Regions from separate parts of the Homo sapiens genome. Here region 2 is linked to region 1. A link is a contact called in ENCODE Hi-C data. All regions are on one chromosome and are shown on one strand. The core of a region is the stretch at or near the end of the contact, and the rest is flanking DNA. Distances in the headings are between cores, read along the strand shown.

What was found. Hi-C counts contacts between places; a loop is a spot of excess contacts on that map. Pooled maps may share reads with other maps.
Region 2: a loop to region 1 is called in a pooled map, with 2.6 times the contacts of the local background. The contact joins two enhancer-like sites. A Hi-C loop is called at or near these places in 7 of 37 single-sample maps with no recorded cell type and 3 of 50 pooled maps.

Annotation. Positions count from the first base shown.
Region 1 is chr6:56,594,391-56,597,605 of GRCh38, forward strand. The region is part of intron 47 of DST (dystonin); the gene reads right to left. Among named protein-coding and RNA genes, the nearest start is that of DST-AS1, 250 kb to the right of the region's middle. Within about 2 kb of position 1,266, at least 3 of the 41 ENCODE cell types and tissues checked have a DNase peak (open chromatin) inside an H3K27ac peak, as active enhancers do.
Region 2 is chr6:56,740,971-56,743,790 of GRCh38, forward strand. All of the region lies in intron 4 of DST (dystonin), which reads right to left. Among named protein-coding and RNA genes, the nearest start is that of DST-AS1, 100 kb to the right of the region's middle. Within about 2 kb of position 1,366, at least 3 of the 41 ENCODE cell types and tissues checked have a DNase peak (open chromatin) inside an H3K27ac peak, as active enhancers do.

The sequences.
Region 1 (3,215 bases), core at 16-2,515:
CTTATTTTAAAGAAAATTTCCAATCTTCTCTATGTACTTAATCAGATAGGACAGACACCATTTTTCAGAAGTTTAGAAAAACCAATTTCTATTCCAATTTTAAAATAAGTGTCTATAATCTGATCTCATTTTATTCCCTGCTTTCTCACAACTACCCAAAAAAGAATGTCTTTACCTAATTTTTGGACAAACAAGTATAATATTTTTTATTACGAAATGATCCTGGAAAAACTTTTAAATAGGGAAAAAGAATCTGTAACTTTAAGCTTTAAAAAGGTTTCAAAAATAACTAAGCAAGAACACTGTACATTCAGAGAAGCCCAATGGACATTAGAGAAGCAGATATAATAAAAGAGAATCCTGGAGCTACTCAGCTTCACTGGGCCTCAGTTTCCTGCATGTGAAAATGGAGACAATAACTCCTACACATCACAGGTTGCTGTTAAGGAGTACATGAGATCACATATGTAGAGCACTTCCTGCAGAGCTGGGCATGTGCCAGAAATTCAAATCCACTCTGAAGGCAGGAAGGCAGGGCTCCCAGGCAGGTGTGCTGCAGGCAAGTCACAGGTGTGCAGAGCTACTGATCCCCTCAGTCTTCAGGGAAGCAGGGAGGCATCAGGTAGGTGAAGTCCCTTTCCCTCCAGCCATAAGCATCTTCTTCCATTCACCCCAATTTGCCATACAAGTGTGGCAAAAAGGATACTAATCCTTCTGGGCAATTTCCCACATTTCTTATAATGGCTTACATGGAGCCAAATGACCCGCTCCCATTACCCCAGAGCCCCTTTTATTACCTCCAGATTCTTTGCTGCTCCCACCCTTACCTCCATCCCCACCCTGGTAAACACTTTAGGAGCTTTTTCTCCTGTTGTTGTCTAGTTACAGCTCTTTCATCAGATATCTGCTTGGCTAATTGCACCCATCTCCATTGAGTCCCGTTTAAATGCTGAAAACTGGTCCCCCACCCCACACTCAACCACCCTTACCTAACTCCTTTTCTCCCTTAGTACTCACTGCCTTCTAACCTACCATATAACTTAGTTATTGTCTACTGTAACATTCTCACTAACTAGTGTGCAAGGGGGGCACAGGGAATTTATTTTGCTCACTGTGTAATCCCAAGTACTTAGAACAGTGCTGGCACACAGGAGCTGAGTAAGAATAACTCTATGCTGTGAAAAGGACTTCCTTAGAAGCACTGCTATGGGGCAGCCGTTCACTTGTAAGTCTGATCCCAATTAGTCAGCTCAGAACTGGCTCATTAACACTGGTATCCTCACTGTCTATAACAGTGCCCGCCACCTAGTGGGCACATAGTAAATATTTTTAACTAACTTCTTTCCCACAGACTTGTGTTTTTGGTATTTGAAATACATTCATATGCTACCCCCACCCCACCCCGAGAAGGGCTTTGCACAAAATAGCATGGACAGACATATGCAACACCATATAAATGATCAGATCCATCCCCTTCCTCCTACAGATGAGGACTCTTAGGCTGAAGGAAGAGAATGGCTTGGCCCAGGACATATGGGACAACTACTGAAAGCTAGACGTTCCTGGCTCAGGTGCTTTGGCCCTCTCTCCATGCTGCCAGATTAGGACTTTCTTTCTTTTATTTATTTATTTACTTATTTATTTATTTATTTATTTTGAGATGGAGTCTCGCTCTGTCGCCAGGCCAGAGGGCAGTGGCACAATCTTGGCTCATTGCAACCTCTGTTTTCTGGGTTCCAGCGATTCTCCTGCCTCAGTCTCCCAAGTAGCTGGGATTACAGGCACGCACCACCACACCCAGCTAATTTTTGTATTTTTAGTAGAGACAGGGCTTCACCATGTTGGCCAGGATGGTCTCAATCTCCTGACCTTGTGATCCACCCGCCTCAGCCTCCCAAAGTGCTGGGATTACAGGCATGAGCCACCACGCCTGGCCCAGATTAGGATTTTCTAAAGCACAGATTCCCATATTCTTTGAGGTAAAATGATCAGATGGGAAATGCCACACTGTGCCTAAAACCAAGGGCTTTCCTGTGTGATATCTTTATGTTTAAGTCTACCCACCAGTATTTCTCACTACTTTGGTCAACTTACTAACTTTTCCTGACTTCTTTGTAACTGACTCACAATGTTCCTTTAGGAATTCACTAGATTTTTCATTTTAAGAGACTTTATTTTTCATAATAAGGTCCTATAATAGCCCGTTAAAATTGTGAGCAGTAAATACTCCCATTCTTCTTCTGGTTTAATTTGTATTTTCTATAAGAACCTCACAGGGAGTACCCTATTCCAAAGATTCCAAATATGAAGGGTAGGAACAAAATAAATAGACCTGCAAAAGTTTCTGAGGTCCAGAAACCGTCTGTCAAAAGCCAAATATTGAAATAAAATGAGTGACACTTTAAAAGTAGTTCTACAGAAGTCGCCTTTGCTCTTATAGTAGCATTAATGTTAGCTTTAATTTATGTCATGGAGTAAATTGGTAGAAGGGCTTTTATATCTCTTCTCAACAATAGCCTTAACTGAATAGGTGAGCTGAGCTCAGAAAGAACTTAAGTGAGCTCAACTTAGCCTGGACACAGTGGCTCATGCCTGTAATCTCACCACTTTGGGAGGATGTGGGCGGAATGCTTGAGCCCAGGACTTCGAGAGCAGCCTGGGCAACATAGAGAGACCTCATCACTACAAAAAATACAAAAATTAGCCAGGCATGGCAGCACAGACCTGTAGTCCCAGCTACTCAGGAGGCTGAGGTGGGAGGATCAATTGGGCCAGGGAGTTTGAGGCTGCAGTGAGCCATGCTTGTTTCACTGCACTCTAACCTGGGCGACAGGGTGAGACCTTGTCTCAAAAAAAAAAAAAAGATTGTTCTCTTAGAACACAGATTCAGACTTAGCAGAGTGAACATATGGCCTAGTTTTAAATCCAAATTCCAGCCCTTTCTAGATATGTAACTTGAGAAAGCTACTTTAATACTGTCAGTTACAGTTTCCTCATCTGTAAGATGAAAATAAAAACCCCAAGGAGTAACTGGGAAGACAAAATGAGTTAAAATGGAAAGAACTTAGAAGAGTGCCCACTTTAACTGTCCTATAAATGTTAACTATTATTATTAAATCTTTATAATAATTCTACTTCACTTACATGGAGAATGCCAACTCTACAATTTATTTCTCATTATTTTTTGACTTGCTTAGAACTCTCATAATAATTTA
Region 2 (2,820 bases), core at 116-2,615, 150 kb after region 1:
AATTTAATCTATTATGTGTATTATATAAACTATTTTCTTCTTGGGTAAAAAAGGGTTAACAAAATAGATTTCTTCTTTTCTAAGTGAATAAAAACTGGTCCTATAGTTCAAGGAACATGAGGTAAAACAGATTCTATAGATAAATTGGCTAATTACTTACCAAAGCAGTATATTAAGAAAGCTGATTTAATCAAATAATTTACCTCTAAGTACAGAGGTACTTACTATACAAAGGTTCTTTTGATCAATGAGGTTTTGTTGTTGTTGTTGTGCTAGATGCTCAAAAGCACTGCTAATAACATGATATTTCGTAGGTACTACTGAGGTAATATCTAGGAATTATGATCCGTAACTAAAGTACATAAGATACAAAGACTAAATAACACACATAATTCATAAATTCTGATACTGTTTTCTAACAGGAACAACCTAAACCTCTTCTTTTAAACCATGATCAACTTAAATGAGTCCCATTCAAATACCAAAATATGCTCTTTAACATGAGAAGGCTTCCACAATGCTACAGGAATGAGAAAAGAGTTAATGTGAATTCTAAAGGCTTCAACTTTCTTCAAGAGAGCAACCTAGAGTCAGAGAATAATTTAAGTCTGGGAAGACTTTGTAAATCACACCACTTTCCATACACATTATTTCAAAAGGGAGTTATTTCAAAAGGGAGTATTCCAGATTACACCATCTAATTTTCCAATTACAAGTCTCATAATGGTTCTTTATTTCATTTCAGTTAGAGATGTCTAACACTGAGATTTATATTTAGAGCAATGTTGCTACAGCAACAAAAAGGGAAACTCATTCCTGTGATTTTAAACAATTGAACTTTTATAACATTCCTCTATTTGAAAATTATTTCATTTATAGATTAAGTTTTCAATAAAAATATATATTTATATCCCCCTTATAAAGTGTAACAGCTGAAAATATGTAACGACAATGAAGACAAAGAATAACAGAATTGGGGGGGAACAAATAAATGCAAAAAGAGTACTGATTATTACAATCTATATTGACTGGTTTTCAGTGAAATCCAAACAAAGCTAAACTCACTCAGTACCACACACGCAGTAAGTATTGAGATTATATAAATACATATTCTGTGGACAACAATAGGCAGGGGAGTTCTCTCCAGGGAGCCTCAGAAGTTGTCCTGATTTCAGTACAGGTTTTCGAAAGATGCCCGACAATCAGCTGAACTATCGCCATGCAAACCAAAGCAGGTAGTGCAACTTTCCCTTCCCAGTTCTGAAAACATGAAAGTGATAGTATATGTGATACTACTAACCCATACAGCACATCAGTCCCACCAGCTTTGCGTTCCAATCTTGATCATTTTTCATGAGCTGCCCCATCATTCTGCAGGAAATCTGTGCAGCAGTTCCCTAAACTCTCTCCGTACAAACTCTGATGTGTCAGAGTCCTGTTAACTTTCTATGTAGAAAAGAAAACACTGACTAGACACTCCTACTTGCAAGCTGAAAACTAGTCAACACCTCCTTTTAAACAAATATTAACAAAGCCAGACTCCTCTACTATTTTTGTAGGGGATATATACAACTGTTACTAAAAAGAAACCAAATTGTCTATTTCTTCTTTTCATTTTAAAGTTGTTCTTAAGAAGTCCTTTAAAAAAAGTTTTAATTCCCTTTTTTTGTTTTGCAATGAGGCGAACCAATAGGATGTTAGATTTCACAGCTGAACTAACTCATCACATTCTCTCTTCTAACACCCCAGGCAGAATTTCCCTGCAATAAAAATAAAAAAAATCCAGCCTAACTTGTTTAACTTATCCCTGATATGTGTGCTAGTAACATGATTTGGAAGGATCACCTTTATAGGCTAGACATACATCCTTCTGGGAGAAAACCACTTTTGGGTATTTCTTTATGTATGCCTTATGGATACATTTTCATTTGGATTTCACAATAATTCTGAGTTGGGTAGTACTGTCCTCAGTTTAAAGCTGTGAAAATTAAAGTTGTAGAGATTAACAATCTAGCCTAAAATTCCACAGCCAAAGTGGGATCTTAAGAAGTCTGATTCTAAACGTTTATGTCATCAAACAATAGAACCCCTAATCTAATAATGCAGGAAAAGCAAGGTGCCTCAAATTTAGGAGCACTTCACTTCTAAGTATGAATAAATGAATAATGAAAAGTCAAGACATAAGAACCCTTGTTCTAAACAAGCAAAAGACAAACTATCTTTGGCATTCTTATGCTTGTCTGAAACGTTAGACCAATAGACCTTCCTGAATAGAAACTGTATACATAGTTAATTCCAAAAAACAAACAAACAAAAATGATCACTACTTACTTCAGCAATAGAAAACCACCATTCAATCACACCACAATACTGCTGGATTAACAGTTGCCAAAATGCTTTAAAACATCTTTATATGATTTTCTAACCCTATTCTAAATATACTGTAAATGAATAAATTGTACCAGATCCTGCTGAGAAGTTCAAAGTATCTGCTTAGTAAATAGCCCTTCTCTTCCTATCTCTCCTTTTCCAATTATCTTTAGAGCCCTTGCCTCCGCTACACGAAAGCCTAAGCCTGTCTATTTCACTGAAACCAGGATAATAATAATAGCAAACACTTAGAGAGCACTTATTATTTGCCAGATGTTGTTCTCAATTACACACACACATATATAACACACACACACACTGCACATTATACTCATAACAATCAGTGAGATAACTTTCATTTACAGATGAAGAAACTGAGGCACTTAGAGGTTAAACAACTTGCCCAGGATCACAAAGCTACCAAGAGCAGAGAGTGCAGTTTGTAAAAGC